Regions from separate parts of the Homo sapiens genome. Here region 1 is linked to region 2. Evidence: chromatin loops called from intact Hi-C (ENCODE). Cell type or tissue: Caco-2. All regions are shown on one strand. Each heading gives the region's core, and the rest is flanking DNA. Links, peaks and the distances in the headings are about the cores only. Region 1 overlaps LOC105378178 (a long non-coding RNA gene). Region 2 overlaps LOC105378178 (a long non-coding RNA gene).

The links. Peaks named below come from ENCODE experiments on the same cell type or tissue, not always from the same donor. Only the 100,000 strongest peaks of a DNase experiment are listed, where the experiment ranks them.
Region 1: a loop joins it to region 2, with 5 times the contacts of the local background. A loop is called at or near these places in 2 of 110 quality-filtered maps.

The regions. Positions count from the first base shown.
Region 1 is chr14:48,799,752-48,810,451 of GRCh38, reverse strand. The region is part of intron 4 of LOC105378178 (a long non-coding RNA gene); the gene reads left to right. Among named protein-coding and RNA genes, the nearest start is that of RPS29, 780 kb to the left of the region's middle. In Caco-2, for the core only: no CTCF peak of the experiment used is centred there; a DNase peak (open chromatin) is centred at 4,921.
Region 2 is chr14:48,908,870-48,919,569 of GRCh38, reverse strand. The region is part of intron 4 of LOC105378178 (a long non-coding RNA gene); the gene reads left to right. Among named protein-coding and RNA genes, the nearest start is that of RPS29, 670 kb to the left of the region's middle. In Caco-2, for the core only: no CTCF peak of the experiment used is centred there; a DNase peak (open chromatin) is centred at 4,989.

The DNA.
Region 1 (10,700 bases), core at 1,817-9,816, 110 kb after region 2:
GCCAAAGCAATGCTATTTCTCTTTTGGTCGTTGCCATCACCTCCTAATTGGCCTTATTCTTTCCATTTTTTTGCCAATAGCTCTCCACTCATCTTTTGTCTATTCCTTATTCAAAGCAATTCTTGTAAAGTAAATCGGATTACAATATACCCTGTTCACGATCCTCCAGTGCTTTCCATCTCACTCAGGTAAAACCCGAAGCTCTAACCAGGGCATACGTGCCCCTGCACTCTCTGGTCTTATCCCCACAACTCTGTCCTCCTCCTTTTGTGCTTTAGCCTCACTGGCCTCCTTGATGTTCCTCAAAAGCACCACGCAAACTTCAACCTGAGAGCTTTTCTGTCAGCCTAAGAGATGATTCCCCATATACAACCCTGTAAAGATAAACAAAACCAGACACTGGCTAAAGCAACAAGGAATTATTTTATTCAGAAATGACTACTGCAATAGGGAAGAGGGCCCAGCATGACCTAAACTCAACTCAACTTTACCGAAACAAAAAGCAGGAGACATTTAAAGACTGGAGTGGACTAAGGGAAAGACTCTTGGGGGTCTTAAGGTGTTTGGCCCATCAACTGGGTGTGCTAATTAGATCTTACCCATAAGAGAAACAAACTTCTCATATCTTTATGACAGTAGGCAGTGGTGCAAGTTAAGCAAAGTTAAGTACTTTCCCACAGTGAGAACAAGGGAGAAAGTGATCTCAGTGAATGATTGCATGTCAAAGAAACAGCTCTTAGGTCCTTGAGAAGACAGTTCTCTGGGGTAGTAGATTTACTGCCTAAAGGGGTAGGAAAAATATTTCTAATTGCAAGCTTTCTAAAGTAACTGCTCTAAGAGAAGGTTAGGGCCTATTTGCCTATTACCAGGTTTTGGCTGGAAAGAATAGTAAATTCTCCTGGCAGCATTGAGTGTTTTCAGGCAGGCACTTAAGGGGGAAGTCATCACCCTAGTGATGTGGTCTTGAGCTGTTAGAAACTATACTGATGTTTGTTCAAGTCTCTTAAACAGTGTGCGTATATAGGGGATGGGATGCAGTAGATGAAAATAATTTGTACTGAGAGTCTGCAGGTTTTATGGGATAAGGTTGAGGTCTAGTCAAGAAGAGGCCTCAGAGAAGCTTGTCTAGAGTTTGTCCAAGGAGAGAATCTTTGTCATCTCCACCCAATGGCACTCTCTTATTCACTGAGATATTCACTCCAATCTAATCACCAATCCAGAAAGGCTTTCCATGTCTATTCTACCTAAAACAACACCTGTTCATCACTTTCTATATCCTCAAACTAGTTTTATTTTTCATAGAAGAGATATTTGTTTATTTGTCTGTCACTTTACATTAGTATGTAAATTCCATGAAGGGATTTATCTTATTCATTACAAAATAGTAGGGAATCAATAAATATTTGTTGATAAAATTTGATGATTTTAAAACATTTAGAATTAATTGTTCCTATGACTTTCACCTGGAGTATAAAGATAAGTAAGATAGTCTCAGTCTTTAAAGAGCTCCTGGCTTGGTAGAAGAAATAATCATGAAGAAAAACCATTACACAATAGAGAGAACCTTGTGGAAAATTAACTAAGTACAAAATCCTACGGGAATTCTGAAAATCGAGCAATAATATTTTTGGGAGAAAAAAACATATCAAGAAAAACTGTTAAAGGAGTTGAGTATTTGATTAGAGTATTCAAGGAAGAGAATACATATGTTTGAATATATTTCTAATACAATTTGACATCTTTTTCCAAATGTATTGGCGATTTGTGAATATGGACATTTTAATCTTTCCTTTTAAACAAGCTTGTACTACAGAAAGTTGACAACTGGTAACACAATGGAATTACAGGCCTCAATTTTATTCTCAAGGCAATTTTCTTTCCTTTTTCACCTTACCACAGGGACTTGATATTTAGTAAGGGAACATGCCCACATTTCTGGTAAGTTTGGGGGTAACCTAAAGTTACATGTTTCTTTTCTTTTTCTTTCTCAAATTACCACACGGTTGAGTCAAACATAACTGTATTGCTATTGGCACACATAAGAAGGGAATCCATTCAGGACCCAATTCCTATTACAGTTCCATCCACACTCTTCAAAGTACCAGCATCTCTATGTCTCTCTCTGTCTCTCTCTCTCTCTCTCTCTTTTTTTTGTGTGTGTGTGTGTGTGTGAGATGGGGTCTGGCTCTGTCTCCCAGGCTGGAGTGCAATGGCGTGATCTAGGCTCACTGCAACCTCCGCTTCCCAGGTTCAAGTGATTCTCCTGTCTCAACCTCTTGAGTAGTTGGGATTACAAGCATATGCTACCACGCTTGGCTAGTTTTGTATTTTTAGTAGAGACAGGATTTCACCATGTTGGCCAGGCTGGTCTTGAACTCCTGACCTCAGATGATCTGCCCATCTCTGCCTCCCAAAGTGCTGGGATTACAGATGTGAGCCAGTGCTTCCGTCCCCAGCATCTCTTAATATAAGAAAATATTCATAATGCAGAAAAATAACCTAAAATTCACATTCATACAAATTTATTGTACATATGCACATTAATACTGAATGAAAAAGATGCTATTTCCAACAGACATATAGACAGGAATTTACAAGAACATGTATTTTATAGGGCTTTCATTTAATAGAATGTATTATATTTATAGCATCAAAGTAGTATTAATTGAGTCTTTTATCTGGGAAATGAAAATAGTGATCACATAGAATGAAATGGTATGATGGCAGTCATTAAAATGGAATTCTGTATACACTGGAGGATTATTTAAGGTACAATACTAATTATGGGTCAAATTTTCATCTTAGACAATGAAATAAATGTTATTAGTTTGACTGAAGTCGTCTGTAGTAATCAAGGAGGACAAACTTTTTTTTAATACATTTTAAAATAAACAATCTTTCCAGACAGTCATTTACCATAAAACATCTCACTAGTTATTTTCTTAGCACTGGTAAGATGATACTAATGATATATAGTGATACTTCATTCTGACATAGGTCATTAAGCCATTCAGATTCATTTAAAGTAATGTTGTCACAATGACTTCAGTCATTGAATTTCAATGATAAACTTTGTTCAAACAACATAATTGATCATTAATGTTCTCATTTGCTTCAGGCTCACTGTAGGTTATGAAAAAAATACTCTAAAATCATTACCAGGAAATGAGAGGTTAAACTCTTCAGCAGTACAGTTGATCACAGTTGAGAGATCCTTTTCACAATAATAAAATGACAAGGCTAGAGCAAAGAACAATTGATTTAGAGCACAGGAGAGCTGAGTTTTATAAACAGATTTCAACAACATGCTAAATATTCTTCATAGCTCACTAATTATAAACTTGGGAAACTACTTGCTCCATCCCTGTATCTGTGAGAAATGATGTGAACAAATGGGTTAATTTATATGTAGTGGTTTTCATTATTCTCAAAAAAGAGAATCCTGGCATAAATTCAAAACACCAATGTTCCCAAATAATTAGTTTCGCTATCCCCTGGAGTAAGAATATTCATGTGTCATTATCAAAACAGACATTCAGAAGCTATTTAGTACTGCTATAAAAATAAGTTCTACTGATTCCAATACACCCCAACTCGTTTTGAACTGAACTGCCTTGTGTTTTTTAAATACTTGGATTTTCTTTTGTAAAACATAGCTTATAATTTTCTAAGAATTAGTTCCTAGAAGATATTTTAAATACTGAATAATTCTTATCCAAGACCAAATAACAGCTTTAACATACTAATAACGTATAAACACATCTTCAATAAACCGATTTCCAAGGTTTTGTTCAATATTTGAAGAAACCTTTCTCACTAAAGCCTAGAAATATTTTGAGTGGGCCTTTAGCCTAGTTGCCAAATTCATTGTTTTCAGTCTTTGTAAACAACATTTTAAAATATCTGTCTATTCTATTGGGTGTTTATGCCTTTCCTTACTTGGCCATTTTCTTACTGTTAGTATGAGATTATCCCTTATTTTATCCTTTCAGAATATGTACATAATAAATATCTTTGTGCATAGTTTTCTTATTTTTAAGATTCTTTCCTTAGAACAGATTTTTGGAAGTGGGATTTTACTGGGTCCAGGAGACTTAGCATTTTAAAGGCTTTTAAATACATACTGCTAAATTGTTTTCCAAAAAACTTGTACCAATTTACACGACCATGACGAATATGAGAATGCCTGTTTTTACTGTAGCCTCATCACATTATCAAAATTCAAACAATAAGAATATGTTTTATGAGATTAAACCAAACCAAAACAGAAACTAGCGACTCTTAGTTTATACATAAGTGACCTGTTGACACAATTGAGGGATTATACTATTCAGAAGATTTGAGTTTAACTGTGGTGTACTGCACATATGCATTTATCTCAGCCCCTTTCTTAAATCTGGGTAAAGTGGGAGTACGAAAATAAATATGGTATAAGCCAACAAAATATTGGATAGGAAATGACAACATATGTTTTAGAAGTCAGTAAATGGTATGAGCTAGGAAGAGAACACCAAAGCAAAGCCAGGCAGGTACATTGGAGTGTACCAGGTTTGGCTGGCGTGGGATGGGACGTGGACTCAAATGAGAAGGATGAATTGAAAGTGTTTGCAAGACATTTTCCCCCCAAGCCCCTCCCTAAACCTGTACTGTAGGGGTTCAGTCAGGATGGTGGGGAAAATTGTAAAATAAAAATAAACCTTCTTGGAAGGCCAAAGGTTTTTGCAAAAGCCTCAGGATAAAGTTATGGCTGAAGGCAGCCTAATCCTCTTTGAGCTATAGCCCGGGTAATTAACATAGGAATGTACAGGAGTCTATCTAAATAGCTTGTTTACTCATGTAGTCCTAAGACTAACCTTTGACTAGCTGTGCGTGCGTGATTGCTCTCTACTCCGGGGTCAGCAATGGTAATTACCTTCTACTGCTGTTTACTTAAGACTTTTGTCATTTAATGTGTGCTAAATAAATACCCAGAGAGCCAGCGAGTCCAGTCCGTGGCTGCTGACTCTTTACAGCACTCTACTTGGAGTCTGTAAGCCGCCCGGACTTTCAGCCGGACTGACAAGTGGAGTATCTGTGTCAGTGTACGTTACTCATCCGTCGTTGGGTCAGGGTCTGCGGGATGGACCCCCGCAATGTACAGTGAAACAGCTGCCTCGTTCACCCCTGCAAGAGAAGAGAGGTTTATTTGGTGGAGAAATTGAACTAGAGGCTCCATACTGAAGGACACCCAAAGCATAGCAGGAGAGCAAGAGAGGCTGGCACTAAAATAGAGCTAGTAAGTGAAAGTTTAAATCTTCTTCATACATAATACTATAAAATTGTTAATGTCTTAAGTCGATAAGAAATGGGAGTATAACTTTATAACCAGGTGGGTTAGTGTCAGAAAAAAAAAACAGCCAAAAATTTTAGAAGAGAGGGATTCAGGAAAAGGGGAGGTGAGGAAGAGAATTGTTTTTCATTATAGTTAGACTTTAAAAGTGTACGTGTATTACTTTGATAAAAAAAATTCACAGAAAATAAAACATGGTAATAAAGGCTACCTGCCTAAATAAATGGACCAATGTTTATAATACTGTGGCTAGCTTCTTACTCTTGAGACTTAAGGGCAGGGAGGAGAGCCATCAAACAGCAAGCTGCCTGGGCTTCTGTGGAGCAGAGGGAATGGGAAACTTGAAGCCAATGAGTTAACCAGGTGAGACAACATGCATATATAGGGGCATAATTAATTGTTTAATACTGAAACCCACTGGAATAATCACTAGAAATAGCAACTCAGCAGTTCCTGGAATAAAGCTCTCTCTCTTTTTTTAGGTAGGCAGGCTCAAGTTAATGATTTTCTACATCACTCATATTTTTTTCCTGATGTCCTTATTTTGGCTCAGCCTCAGCAAATGTTTATCAAACATCCTACCTAAAATAAGTGGGGCTTCTCCTCTAATTGCCATTTTATTTGCTTGTGCATTTCATCATGACATTATTTTGATAATGTGAAGGTCCTATACATGGAGCAACCAGGAATGGTATATGGGCAGAACAGCATTGATCTTTAATTCCCATAATGCCCTAGAAACTATTTCTCTTAAACTGAAGAGAATTCTAACTATTCTGCAATTCTGCTCACTCCCTGTTTTATTTTTCTTTCCCTCTCCAAGGTTCAACTGACCTGCACTGTTTTTGGCTGATTTACTAATTTTACTCATTCTGGTTCTGTAAGAGAACTGGGACGCTACTCCAAACTCCTTATAAAGTAGATTTCTCTTAAAAAAAATTCCCACTCTACACTTTAAATTTGTCATTTCAATGCAGATTGTTGTAAAAAAATATTTAAAATTAAATCTGCGTATTCCAGATATCTGTCTCCAGCATTTTTATGCACTTGAGTGTACATAAGAATTCTCCTGAGGAGCTTATTAAAAATACAGGCGCCTGCTCTCCTGCTAACTTCTTTTCAGTAGATCTGCAGTGGAGCCTGCAGTTTGTATTTGCAACAAGTACTCTGATGCCAGTGTACCGTGTTTTGAAAAACATTAGTTCACACATAATTTCTCTTTTGTGTGTGAAAAGATGACCAGATATTTCCTATCTAGAAAATATGGCAATACCTAAAAATATGCAATTTATCTAGCATGAATATGTGAGGATATCAAATCCATGGGGGTAATAGAAATAAACATTTTAATTTCCAAAATACTGAGATATAAAGTCAGTCTGAGAAGAAAATAATACTAGTTATCAGGAAACTCTATAAAATCCTTTAAAATAAAGAGGAAAATAAGGATTATTTGATGTTTATAAATCAAGTTAATATTTGCCTAACATATAAAATATGGTTGGGGATTTAAGATAACTCAGTGTAATAGACTTTTTTAAAAGATAATCTTCATTTTCATGAAAGCGATTAAGAGAAAAATACTACTGGTGCTAATTAAAGTAATTTGAAAGATACAAAATGGGAAGAATGCATAATATAAGTTAATTTTCATGATTAAGGATAATTTAACATGCTGCTACCAATTATGATGTATATTATGTCTGGTTGGACACAGGAAATTTTTCTTCATGTTTCTCACTTGTCTTGAAATATCTTAATCCTCTTCTTTAAAAACCAGTGAGTCTTTCTGGCTAAATTTACAGAAATGGAGCAGAGTGATTTTGTTAATCATGCAAGTTACCTCTTTTGTTGAACTGTCAGCACAGTCTATGAGCCAGCCCAGCAAAAATGACCCACACATTTGGTTCTTTTCTGATTAATTCCCTAGGGAACTCTGCATTTGACCATAAGTGAGAACTGGAAATCTCAGAATTATCAAAGCACTCTGATTAGACATCAGCTTTATATATTTTTGTGTAGGTTTGAAATCATATCACTTTCAGTCTTCAATCTGTAGCAACTGAAATTCAGTGCTGAATTCTACTCTGTTGATATGCTTGCTTTATGTCATGAACAACTAATATGAAGGTTCTAAATTTTATAATTCAATTTTTATGTCAAGATGCTTGACCTCCTATCTGCTCTTAGGAATGTATCTGAGGGCTTTCCATCTCTCATATTCTTATTCTTAAGTGCATCTGTGGATCCCAGTACTATAGAATAGAAATTTTTGTTTTTGCACAGCTCAAGAGGATGTTTAATTAACATTATCTGGATAGTAGTTCTGTTTTTCTAGTTTATCTAAAACAAAGATCAGAGAAGCAATAAATAAAATAGACGCTAGAAAAAAAATACAAAAGATCAATAAAATTGAGGGGCTTTTTTTTTGGAAAAGCTTAATAAAATGGACAAACCCTTAATAGAGAAAAAAAAGAAGACTCAAAATCAGAAATGAAAGAGAAGATATTGCAAGAGATAACACAGAAATACAAGGAATCATAAGAGACTACTATGGCCAAATATATTACAACCAATTGGAGAACGTAGAAGGAATTCACAAATTCCTAGAAACATATAACCTACCAAGACTGAATCACAAGGAAATAGGAAATCTGAACAGACCAATACAGAGTAGGGAGATTTAATTAGTAATTAAAGGTTTTCTATCAAAGAAAAGCCCAGGAACAGGAGGCTATTTGGCTCAATTCTACGAAATATATGAAGAATTAATGCCAATCTTTCTCAAACACTTCCGAAAATTTGAACCAGAAGGAATACTTCCAAACTCAGTTTACAAGGTCAGCATCACTTTGATACCAAAGCCAGGCAAAGACACGGCAAGAAAAGGAAACTACAGGCTAATATCACTAATGAACATAGAAGCAAAAATCCTCAATAAAATACTCGGAAAATATATTCCACAGTATATTAAAAGGATCATTAATCAAGATCAAGTAAGATTTATCCATGGGGTGCAAGGATGGCTCAACGTACGCAAATCAATAAACATGATTTGCCATATTAACAGAATGAAGGACAAAAACCATGTGATCCTCTCAATAGATGCAGAAAAAGCATTTGACAAAATTCCACAGTCTTTCAAGATTAAAACTCTCAACAAATAAAATATAGAAGGACTGTATCTCAAAACAGTAATGACAAGCCCACAGCTAACAACATACCCAACAATTGAATAGTTGAAGGCTTTTCTTCTAAGATCAGTAATAAGGCAAGGATGCCCACTCTCACCACTTCTATTCAGCATACTACTGGACATCTTAGCCAGAGCAATTAGGCAAGAGAAATAAATAAATTGCATCTAAGTATAAAATAATTATGTAATTGTCTCTGTTTGCTGATGACATGATCTTGTAATGTGGGAAATCTTAAAGACTCTACTGTAAAACTATTTGAAATAAAAAATTCAATAAAGTTGCAGGTTACAAAATCAACTTACAAAAGTCAGTAATACTTCTATACATTAATAAGAACTACCTAAAAAAGAAGTAAAGAAAACAATTCCATTTGTAGCAGCATAAGAAAAATGCTTAAAAGTAAATTTAACCAAGGAAGTAAAAGATCTATACACTGAAAATTGTAAACATCGATGAAATAAATTGATGACACAAATAAATAAAAAAACTCATATTCTTGGATTGGAATAATTAATATTGTTAAAATGTCTACACTACCTAAATAAATCTACAGATGTAATACCTTACAAAATTCCAATGTCATTATTCACGAACATAGAAAAAACTATCTTAAAATTAATATTAAACCACAAAAGATCCAAAATAGCCAAAGCCATCTTGAGCAAAAATGAACTAAGCTGGAGGCAACACACTACAGATTTCAAAATATACTACAAAGCTATAATTATAAAAACCATATGGTACTGGCATAAAAACAAACACATGAAACAATAGAATAGGATATAGAGCCCAGAAATAAACCCACACATTTATGGTCAGTTGATTTGTGACAAAGGTTCCAAGAACACACAGTGGGACAAAGAGAATCTCTTCAGTAAGTTTTGGGAAAATGGGGTATCTCCATACAGGAGAATGAAATTAGACTCTTATCTCACTCTTTCTACAAAAGTCAACTCAAAATGAATTAAAGACTTAAATATAAGGCCCGAAACTGTAAAACTACTAGAAGAAAATATAAGGTAAAAGCTCTATGACATTGATCTGGCCAGTGATTTTTTGGAAAAGATCCCAAAAGCATAGTAAACAAAAGCAAAAATAGACAATTGGAATTGCATCAAGCTAAAAAGCTTCTGCACAGAAAAAGGAAACAACAGAGTGAAGGGACAATCTACATACTGATAAAAATATTTTCAAATTATACATTGGATAAATGGCCGATATTCAAAATATACAAGGAACTCAAATTACTCCATATTAGGACAACAAATAACTCTATCAAAAATTGGCAAAGGAATCTGAATAGACAGTTTTCAAAAGAAAACATACAAAAGGCCAACAGACATATGAAAAAATGCTCAACATCTCTTATCAGAGATCCAAATTAGACCACAATGAGACATCACTTCACACCTGTTGGATTAGTTATTATAAAAAAGATGATAAATAAGGTTGTCAAAAATGTGAAGAAAAGGGAAGCCTTGTACACTGTTGGTGGTATTGTAAATTAGTACACATATTTTGGTAAACAATATGGAGGTTCTTCAAAAAAACTAAAAACAGAATCACCATAAGACCTAGTAATTGCACTTCTGGTTTATAGTCAAAGGGACTAATATTAATATGTCAAAGAGATGTCTGCATTCCCATGCTCACTGCAACATTACTTACAATAGCTAAGAAATGAAAACAATCAACTTGCCCAACAGTGAAGGAATAGATTTTTAAAAAACCTATATATACAATAGAATACAATTCAGCCTCAAAAAACCAGAAAATTCTCTCATTTTTGACAACATGGGTGAACCTAGAGGATAGAACCAGCTTTATGCTAAGTAAAATAAATCAGACACAGAAAGACAAGTATAATCTTGTACGAGGAATCTAAGAAAGTCAAACTTGTAGAAGTATAGATCAGAATGGTGGTTCCCAGAGGTTGGGGGGGTAAGGGGAGATTGACGGGGAAAGGAAAGACATTAGTGAAAGGGACCTGAATTTCAGTCAGACAGGAGAAATAAGTTCTGGTGATCTATTGCACAACATAGAGTTAATAATAGTGTATTGTGTATTTAAAGATAACTAACAATTTAAAATGTTCTCACCCCCAAAATGATAAATATTTGAGGTGATGGATATGTTACTTAGCCTGATTGATCATTCCACAATGTATGCAATGT
Region 2 (10,700 bases), core at 1,544-9,543:
CCAGCTATATCCAAGTTGCTACAAAAGACATTATTTCATTCCTTTTTATGGCTGAATAGTCTTCCGTGGTGTATATATACCAAATTTTCTTTATCCACTCGTTGGTCAGTGGGCACTTAGGTTGGTTCCGTATCTTGGCAATTGTGAATTGTACTGCAATAAACCTACATGTGCATGTGTTTTTTTCATATAATAACTTCTTTTCCTTTGCGTTGATACTCAGTAGTGGGATTGCTGGATTGAATGGTAGATCTACTTTTAGTTCTTAAAGGGATCGCCATACTATTTTCCACAGAGGTTGTATGAATTTACATTCCCATCAGCACTGTATAAACATTCCTCTTTAACCACATCCATGCCAACATCTATGGTTTTTTGACTTTTTAATAATGACCATTCTTGCAGGAATAAGGTGGTATATAATTGTGGTTTTAATTTGCATTTCCTTTATGATTAGAGATGTTAAGCATTTTTTTCATATGTTTATTGGCCATTTGTATATCTTCTTTTGAGAAATGTCTGTGCATATCCTTTGCCCACTTTCTGATGGGATTATTTGTTCTTTTCTTGCTAATTTGTTTGAGTTCCTTGTAAATTCTGGATAGCAGTCTTTTGTTAGATGTAAACATTGCAAATATTTTTTCCCATTCTGTAGGTTGTCTTTTTACTCTGTTGATTATTTCTTTTGCTGAGCAGAAGCTTTTAATTTAGTCAGGTCCCATATATTTGTTTTTGTTTTTGTTGCATTTGCTCTTGGGGTTTTAGTCATGAATTCTTTGCCTAGCCCAATGTCCAGAAGAATTTTTCCAGGGTTATCTTCTAGAATTTTTATGGTTTCAGGTCTTACATTTAGGTCTTTGATCCATCTTGAGTTCATTTTTTTATAAGATGAGAGGTAGTGATCCAGTTTCATTCTTCTTCATGTGGCTAGCCAGTTTTCCCTGCATCATTTATTAAATAGGCTGTCCTTTCTCCAATTTGTGTTTTTGTGTGCTTTGTAGATGAGTTGGTTGTAAATATTTGGCTTTATTTCTGGATTCTCTATTTTGTTCCATTGGTCTATGTGTCTACTTTTATACCAATACTATGCTGTTTTGTTTATGATAGTCTTGTAGTATAACTTGAAGTCTGATAATGTGATACCGGCAGATTTGTTCTTTCTGCTAAGGAGTGCTTTGGCTATTTGGGATCTTTTTTGGTTCCATATGAATTTTAAGATGCTTTTTCAAATTCTGTGAAAAATAATGTTGATATTTTGATAGGAATTGCAATGTATCTGTAGATTGCTTTGGGGAGTATGGTCATTTTTTACAATATTGATTCTTCCAATCCATGAGCATAGGATGTGTTTCCATTTGTTTGTGTCACCTACAATTTCTTTCATTAGTGTTTTGTAGTTCTCCTTGTAGTGATCTTTTACCTTTTTGGTTAAGTATATTCCTAGGTATCTTCTTCTTCTTATTATTATTATAATATTTGGCAACTTCTGCAAAAGAGATTAGGTTCTTGATTTGATTCTCAGCTTGGTCATTGTTCGTATATAGCAGTGGTACTGATTTGTGTGCATTGACTTAGTAACTTGAGATTTTACTGAATTTGTTTATTAAATCTAGGAGTCTTTTGGGTTTTCTAAGTATACGATAACATCATCAGCAAATATCGATAGTCTGACTTCCTCCTTTCCAATTTGAATGCCCTTTATTTCTTTCTCTTGCCTGCTTGCTCTGGCTAGGACTTCTGGTACTATGTTGAATAGAAGTGGTGTCTTGTCTTGTTCCAATGCCCAGTGGGAATGCTTTCAACTTTTCCCCATTCAGTATAATGTTGGCTGTGGGTTTGTCACATATGGCTTTTATTAATTTGGGGTGAGTACCTTCTATGCCTAGTTTGTTGAAGGTTTTCGTCTTAAAGGGATGTTGGATTTTATCAAATGATTTTTCTGGATCTATTAAGAAGAACATATGGGGTTTTTTGTTGTTGTTTTACTTTGTTTTGTTTTGAGGTGAAGTCTTACTCTCACCCAGGCTGGAGTGCAGTGGCGCAGTCTTGGATCGCTGCTACCTCTGCCTCCTGGGTTCAAGCAATTCTCCTGCCTCAGCCTCCCAAGTAGCTGGGACTACAGGTGCCCTCCACCACGTCCGGCTAATTTTTGTATTTTTAATAGAGTTGGGGTTTCATCATATTGGCCAGGCTGGTCTCAGACTCCTGACCTTGTGATCTGCCCGCCTCAGCCTCCCAAAGTGCTGGGATTACAGGCATGAGCCACCATGCCTGGCCTAACCTATGGTTTTTATTTTTAATTCTGTTTATGTAATGTGTCACATTTATTGACTTGCATATGTTAAACCATTCTTTCATCCCTGGGATGAAACCCACTTGATCATCATGTATTATATTTTTGATGTATGGTTGGATTTAGTTAGCTGTTATTTTGTTGAAGATTTTTGCATCTATGTTCACCAGGGTTATTGTCTGTAGTTTTCTTTCTTTTTTTTAAATGCCTTTTCCTGTTTATGTATCGTGGTGATACTGGCTTCATAGAATGATTTAGGCAGCATTCCCTTTTTCTCAATCTTTTGGAAGAGCTTCAGTAGGATTGGTACCAATTCTTTGAATGTCTGGTAGAATTCACCTGTGAATCCATCTGGCCTTGGGCTTTTTTTGTTGTCTTTTTATTATTACTATTATTATTACTATTACTGATTCAGTCTTACTGCTCTTTATTGGTCTGTTCAGGATTTCTATTTCTCTCAGGAGGTTTTGTGTGTTTCCAGGAACTTATCAATTTTCTCTAGGTTTTCTAGTTTGTATACATAGAGGCATTGATAGTAGTCTCGAATGATCTTTTGTATTTCTCTGGTGTTGGTTCTAATGTCTCCCATTTCATTTCTAATTGACCTTATTTGAATCTTCTCTCTTCTTTTCTTGGTTAATCTAACAATTGTCTATCAACTTTGTTTATCTTTTCAGAGAATCAGCTTTTTGTTTCATTGATCTTTTGTATAGTTTTGTTTCAATATCATTTAGTTTTACTCTGATCTTTATTATTTCTTTTCTTCGGCTAATGATATGGTTTGGCTCTGTGTTCCCACCCAATTCTCATCTTGAGTTGTAATCCCCACATGTTGAGGGAGGGAGCTGGTAAGAGGTGATTGGATCATGGGGTGGTTTCCCCAATGCTACTCTTGTGATAGTGAAGGAGTTATCATGAGGCCTGATGGTTTAAAAGTGTCAGTTTCCCCTGCGCTCTCTTTGTCTCCTGATGCCACGTAAGACATGCCTTGCTTCCCCTTTGCCTTCCGCCATGATTGTAAGTTTCCTAAGGCTTCTCCAGCCATGTGGAATTGTGAACCAATAAACGTTTTTTGGTTATAAATTACCTAGTCTCATGTATCTTTAAAGCACTGTGAAAACAGACTAATACAGCTAGCTTTGGGTTTAGTTTGTGAATAATTCTCTAGTTCTTTGAGGTGTGACATTAAGTTGTCATTTTTTTTTAATGACAACCTTTTGATGTAGGCATTTTGGACTTATAAAATTTCCTCTTAGCATTGCTTTTGCTTTGTCCTGGAGGTTTTGATAACTTGTGTCACTTAATTTATTCATTTCAAATAATTTTTTTGATTTGTATCTCAATTTCATTGTTACCTGAAAATTCATTCAGGAGTAGATTGTTTAATTTCCATGTATTTGTATGGTTTTGGGAGTGCCTTTGGAGTTGATTTCTAGTTTTATTCCATTGTGGTCTGAGAAAATACTTCACATGATTTTTGTTTATAAAAATTTATTGAGACTTGTCTTGTGACTTATCATATGGTCTGTCTTGGAGAATGTTCCATGTGCCAATGAGAAGAGTGTATATTTTGCAGTTCTTGGGTAGAATGCTCTGTAAATATCTGTTAGATCTAGAGTGCACTTTTGTTCTAGAATGTACTTTAAGCCCATTGTTTCTCGGTTAATTTTCTCTCTTGATGATATGTCTAATGCTATCAGTGGAGTATTGAAGTCCCCCACTCTTATTGTGTTGCTATCTCATTACTTAGGTATTGTAGTGATTGTTTTATGAATCTGGTAGATCCAGTATTAGGTGCATATAAATTTAGGATTGTAATATCTTCTTTTTGCATTGATCCTTTTGTCATTACATAATGACCTTCTTGTCTTTTTTAAAAAAAACCTTCCCGTCTTTTTAAAAAAACTGTTGTTTCTTTGAAGTCTATGTCTAGATACACAAATAATATTGTCTTCCAATTTTTTATAGTGTTTCGGTACAGTAATATGCTGTACATGTTTGTAGCCTAGAAGCGATGGGCTATACCATATAGCCTAGGTGTATAGTAGGCTATACCACCTAGGTTCATGTAAGTACACTCTATGATGTTCACACAGTGAGAGAATTGCCTAATGACTCATTTTTCAGACCGTATGCCCATCATTAAGTAATACATGACTGTATTTCTTTTGCTAAGAGTGCCCTTCCCATGTATGAGACATCTACATTTCTGCTCAGCTAATCTCAGTTCAACTACTGCCTATCCTTTTCTGAAACTCCACTTTCTATCTTCTCTGCTGCACTTTGAGCTATTTCTCGTATAATATGAGTGTGTCTTATAAATATTACCATTATAGGACTTTTTGCTTTGTGCTGTAATTCCCTGCTTTGTATTCCTGCTAAATTTAAACTCTCCAAAGGCACCATTTACATTTTTGGATCTTCACACCTCACTTAGTGCTTGGTATTTATTGGACACTTAAAACTTATTGAATGAATAAAGGAATAAGTATGCAGTTGTAACTGGTGCATCCTGCACTGTTTTTGGTCATGACAGGTTAAGTTCATAAGTTATTTATTAACAAGACCCTAGATAATCTTGACTTTCTCTTCCACTCCCCTTTTTTCTTATCTTTCTTATCTTTCTTCCTACTCTCTACCTAGCTCACTCTGCTGAGCTCAGCCACACTGTCTTCTTTGCTGTTCCTCAAGCATCTCAGGCCTGCTTCCTGCCTTAGGGCCTTTGCAGTGTTTGCTCTCGGCACTTTTCCCACATGTCTGAATGGCTTGTTCCTCACCTCCTTCAAGTCTCTGGTCATAAATCACCTTCTCAATTATTGCAACCCTTTCTCCTTCCCTATACTACAGATCTTCTTATCCTGTTCTATTTTCTTCTTTTTGTTTTCCATAGCATTAACCATTTCCTAATATGCAAATATACTAGTGTCTGTTGTCTCTTTCTCTTTTCTGGAATGTGTGCTTCAGGAGGGCTGGTGTCTTTGTCTGCTTTCTTCACTGATCGTCTTCACTAATACCTCCCCAGTGGTGTAGAATAGAACAATACTTAATGCATTGGAGACACTCAATGAATATTTGTTGAATAATGAATGTATTAATATTCAAATATGTTTCTTAGGGGATCCCATATTCAGTTGTTATATTAATAGCATAGTATAAATTACTTCATTTGCTTTTCTAATTGATATGTAGGAACAGAGAAAATAATAGAAGGGTAGTACCTTTCAACGGAATGGAAAATGGGAAGGTTTGGATATTGTTTTATGTTCAAAATAGGTAAATCCAGGAAAGATTTCACTGTGGGAATCAATCGGCGACCCATGTATAGCTATAAAATATGGCAGTGTGGAATTAGAATAGAAGTGGTGTCAAGAGCAGGAGTTCAATCATTTGTAAACCAAATCTAGGTGTTTTGGTTTTTTTTTCCCCCCACAAGTTTGCTTAGGGTAAATCCTAAATAAAATAATTGCTCTCATTGTAATTTTCATCTGAATAGATTAGTTGCATTTTACATATTGGCATAGTGAAGACTGAGGATGTTCATTTCCACTATGACAAGCACAAAATATTTATCAGTTTGATGAACGTATAGAATATTATAAAAACTTATTCCAGAGCAAATGAACTCTACACAGTAAAGAGTGCCTTAGCCAACATGAAAACAGAGATCAGTGTTTTTGACCAAACTTGACTTAATTTAGACAAAGTTGAGATAAAATAATTAATTTATACTATGTAACACCCATGGTATTTAAGAGAAAACATGATTAAAATCTATTATGTGTTGGGATGTGTGTGTGTGTGTGTGTGTGTGTGTGTGTGTGTGTGTGTGTATGAACTGTCCACTGTTATATTGTCATGGATAGTTACAACTACTTCAATATAACAACATTTCTTTTGTTCTTTAGAGTCCATTTTTTGTCATTCTTTACGTTTATAAGAATTGAGTAAAGATTTACTATTTGACACTTAGGAGTCTTTCCTTGTCCTCTGTAGTATATCAAGCATACAACACAGAAAACCATATTTGAGATATGAAATTGACTAGTCTTTATATCTAAGATAAATGGAAGGAAATATATCAAAATATATTTAAATAGGCTGTGCTGTGTGCTGATCTATTGTGTTTTGACTTCCAAAAAGTTATATGTTTATCCTACAGATTTGAGAACTGTATTAATGCTGCAGGTTTCAGATGCGTAATAGTGTGCATTCCCCTTGGATTAACTTTGCTAATACATCTTATTCAAGACTAAACAATAATAATGCTACATGGTTTTCATCACCATTGCAGAGGTAAAGATTAATGTGAGGATATTAAGGAAGAAAGGATTGTATCTTGGATTGTTAAAAGTTCATATTTATTTTCTATCTTGTTAATAAAAAGAAGGACTTTGAAGAAATTTATCTTTATGCTTCAAGCCATAAGCTGATGACATAATAAAGACACGAAGATACATTTTCCTCTGAGGTGTAATGCTAAATATTTGGATAGGTACATCAAATATATTTTCTTTTCTCCTTTAAATATTGATTGTAGAAACCACATTTGTAAAGTGCATGCAGAAGCATTTGGAAAATAAATCTTAAGACCATAATTTCTCATTCTGTGGAAGGAAAGGCTAAACAAGAGTTTCGGGGTTCTATTATTAATAGTCAGAGTTTATGTGCATGTAAAACAGTGAGTGCTATGGTGACCATAATCTGCTTGACAATTCTTTAGCATAAACAATGTGTGTGCATTGATTAGCTTTAATCTCTACCTGAGCGGTAGTCAGTTGCCCTAATCCAGTATTCACACTCCGGAGGTGGTCAACTAACATTTAATTAGCAAGGCCACACTCCAAAAGCACTATTTTAAGTGCTTTAGCTTTCTTTATTCCTAGCACCAAATATTAGCTAATTAGCACATTAGCAATGGGTGTTCATTGGCAGAATTAATGGCTTGTTAATTAGCATAATGGATATTAATGAGTTATGGGGGTGAAAGTAGTGGTTTAAAAATATTAGATTGGCTAAAATATTTTAGACATCTCATTTGCTCTTAAACAAGATATAAAACTTGTAGTGAGTCTTGCATCCTTTCCTTTTTCAGAATGGCACCTGAGGCTTGCTTCTAAAATGGTCTCGTGTGCTATCATGACTTTAGAGGATTCTGATTGCCTGAGGTTCTCTATCAGATTAACTGAATTCTGCCTCTAGAATATTTTTATACATATCCCCTCCATCCAAGAGAAATTTTGTGCAATGCATGGTAAAAGCACTTAAAAAGTCAGTGAGCTTAGACTTCACTAAACTTACAGAACAGATTTGAAGGTCATTTTATATTTGCTAGTAAATGTGTGTATTTGTATGGATGGACATATTTGCTTTCTCTATGATCTTGTTGTGAGCATAAAAGGATACCTAAGTCATTCAACCTTCCATTTACATATTTACCTGTTGCTATGGTCTGAATGTTTGTGTCTCTCCAAAACTGGTAGGCTGCAATTCTGATCCCTGAAGTGATGATATTAGGAGATGGGGACCTTTCGGGAGGTGTTTCGGTCATGAAGGCAGAGCCCTCTTCAATGGGATTAGTGTCCTTATAAAATACGCCCTAGAGAGCTCATTCACTCTTCTATCATGAGAGGACACAGTAAGAATGTGGCATCTATGAACCAGGAAATAGGCCTTCACCAGATTTCTAGTCTTTTTAGCACCTTGCTTTTGGACTTCTCAGCCCTAGAACTGTGAGAAATAAATTCCTGTTGTTTATAAACTACCCAGTCTATGGTATTTTGTTATACCAGCCTGAATGGACTAAGACACTTGTTCGCTCATTTAATTTAATAACTAATTCGATGAATAATTGTTAGATATCTACTATGTACTTGGCATTGTATTCTTTGCTGGGCATTTTAAAATGGAAAAGATGGAGTCCTCATAAGGACTTTATGTTTAGGGGAAATGTACAAACACACTCAGTTACTTATAGATAAGTGCAAAGTGTAACATACAGAGCATTATAGAGGGCACCTTACCCAATTAATGAGGATCAGGGACTTAGTAACAATTTATTTATTTATTTAATTTTTTTTTTTAGACAGAGTTTCGCTCTTGTTGCCCAGGCTGGAGTGCAATGACGCGATCTTGGCTCACTGCAACCTCTGCTCCCAGGTTCAAGTGATTCTCTTTCCTCATCTCCCAAGTAGCTGTGATTACATGTGCCACCATGCCTCACTAATTTTTTGTATTTTTAGTAGATGGGGTTTCACCTTGTTGGCCAGGCTGGTCTTGAATTCCTGACCTCAGGTGATCCACCTGTCTTGGCCTCTCAAAGTGCTGGGATTACAGGCATGAGCCCTCATGCCTGGCCAGGAACTTAGTAACAATTTAGATGATCATACCAAACAAGTTGTATTTGGTTTGTTGAGAGAATGAGAACAGAATGGGTTAAAACATAAAAGTGAGCTAGGGGTTGGAGATGAGAGACATCCTGGTGTTCACAGGGCAACCTTTTGAGTAATGGGGCCAAAGAGATGGGCTAGGACCCGGTCCTGGAGGTTTGTGTGCTGTCCGTGTTAGGGAGCCTGGGCTTTAACTTTGGGCTCTGTGGAGAATTTGAAGTATTTTTAGCTATGGAGTCTCGTGTCACATTTACATTTTGGTTAGATGTTTGACAGTTGTGTGAAGGCAAACTTGTAGGAGGACACTTATTTAAAAAGCTATTGCAATGACTAAGGCATCAAATTATAGTAGAAATTAATGGGGGGATGATTTGAGAAATATATAAGAGAGAAAAATTACAATTTGGGTGGTAATTAATGAATGAGAAAAGCTGTGGAGGGTATCTAGCAGGTGATAACTGAAACTATGAGATAGCCAAGGCATCCCAGGGTTGGTATTGAATAAAATGAGCAGCAGTAGGTAAAATAATAATTACTAAAGATCCCTGCTTTTAAGATGTGACAGAAGAAGGACAAAGAAAGAAGGGAAAGCATAATAGACAGTGATCAAATTATCCATAACATTCCCCTCAGCTGGACTGAACTTTAGACAGGTTCTTTCTAAAGAACCCTATCTATAGGCCCCTGACTTCCCTTTACTTAGAACATTTACTTTAGAAAACTTGCAACTGTAAATTCTGCCTCTGTCCCTTTGAGAGTAAATCTTCTACAATCCAGGAATGGCTTTCTTCTTTTAAAAATTTATTTATTACACTTTAAGCTCTGGGATACTTGTGCAGAACTTGCAGGTTTGTTACATAGATATACATGTGCCATGGTGGTTTGCTGCACCCATCAACCTGTCATCTAGGTTTTAAGTCCCACATGCATTAGGTATTTGTCCTAATGCTGTCCCTCCCCTTGCTCCCCACCCCCCAACAGGCCTTGGTGTGTGATGTTACCAGGAATGTCTTTCTTAAGAGTCTGTGGATTATCCCTTTGAAATATCACCTAAGGAGATGGCGACCCTGTCTCCCATATCTGCGGGAGCATAGGAGACTAACTTTAATAAACACTAGTGGGCAAACACAGATAGCCTGATTACACTGAGCTACTCCTACAACATCCTCCAGTAGTTTTCCATTAGTTCCCACCAGCTTTTAAAAATCTTCCTGCTTTCTGTTTCAGCAGAGTCAAAATTAATCTTTCTCCTCTATGGCAATAGTTTTGAATAGTCCTGCTGGCTTGATTCTGTTTGGTACAATTTTTCCTTGACAAGAGGTAGAATAAAATGTAAAAATGAGTATGTTCACAGAGACACAGCAGGAGGGGAGGCTAATGAAGTGATTAACACTATCAAAAACTAAAAAAAAAAAAAAGACAAGCTGAAATGTTAATGTTAGTGGATTTATGAAGTAAGAGTTTGGGTTAGAGTTAACTGTCAGACAGGAAGCACTTGTTAAGTTTTGTTGACTGAAGACAATAATGAATTAGTGAATGGGAGGTGAGGAATTGGAAACATAACATGAAGATTTATTTTTGACAAGATTGGATAAGACATGGAAAAATTATCTCGGCAGTATCTAGAGCTGCATGAAAAGCTCAAGAAGAGTTGTCCTGATATAAAATATTTGAACTTGTTCTCAGGTGAGGGGAAAGACACAGGAGAGAGAGAGAAGAAAAGAAGTTGCATATAGAAAATGAATGATAACAGAGGGAACAAAATCCTGAAGGAGGGGAAGAAAGAAGGAGAAAGGGACAAGATCTGGGGAGAGAATTTGGCCTTGAGCAGGAAGAACACCATTTGATCTTTAAAACAAGCAAGAATGACTAATGGTATAGATAAGGAGGGTTTGAAGTTGAAGGTCATCTTGCATGGTGCTGGAATGGGATTTTTTTGATTAAATTAAAATCAAAAGATCAACTGCTGTGATAGAAGGCGTGGGCCTTCGGTAGTTTCTTAATGGGAATATTTTTTGATG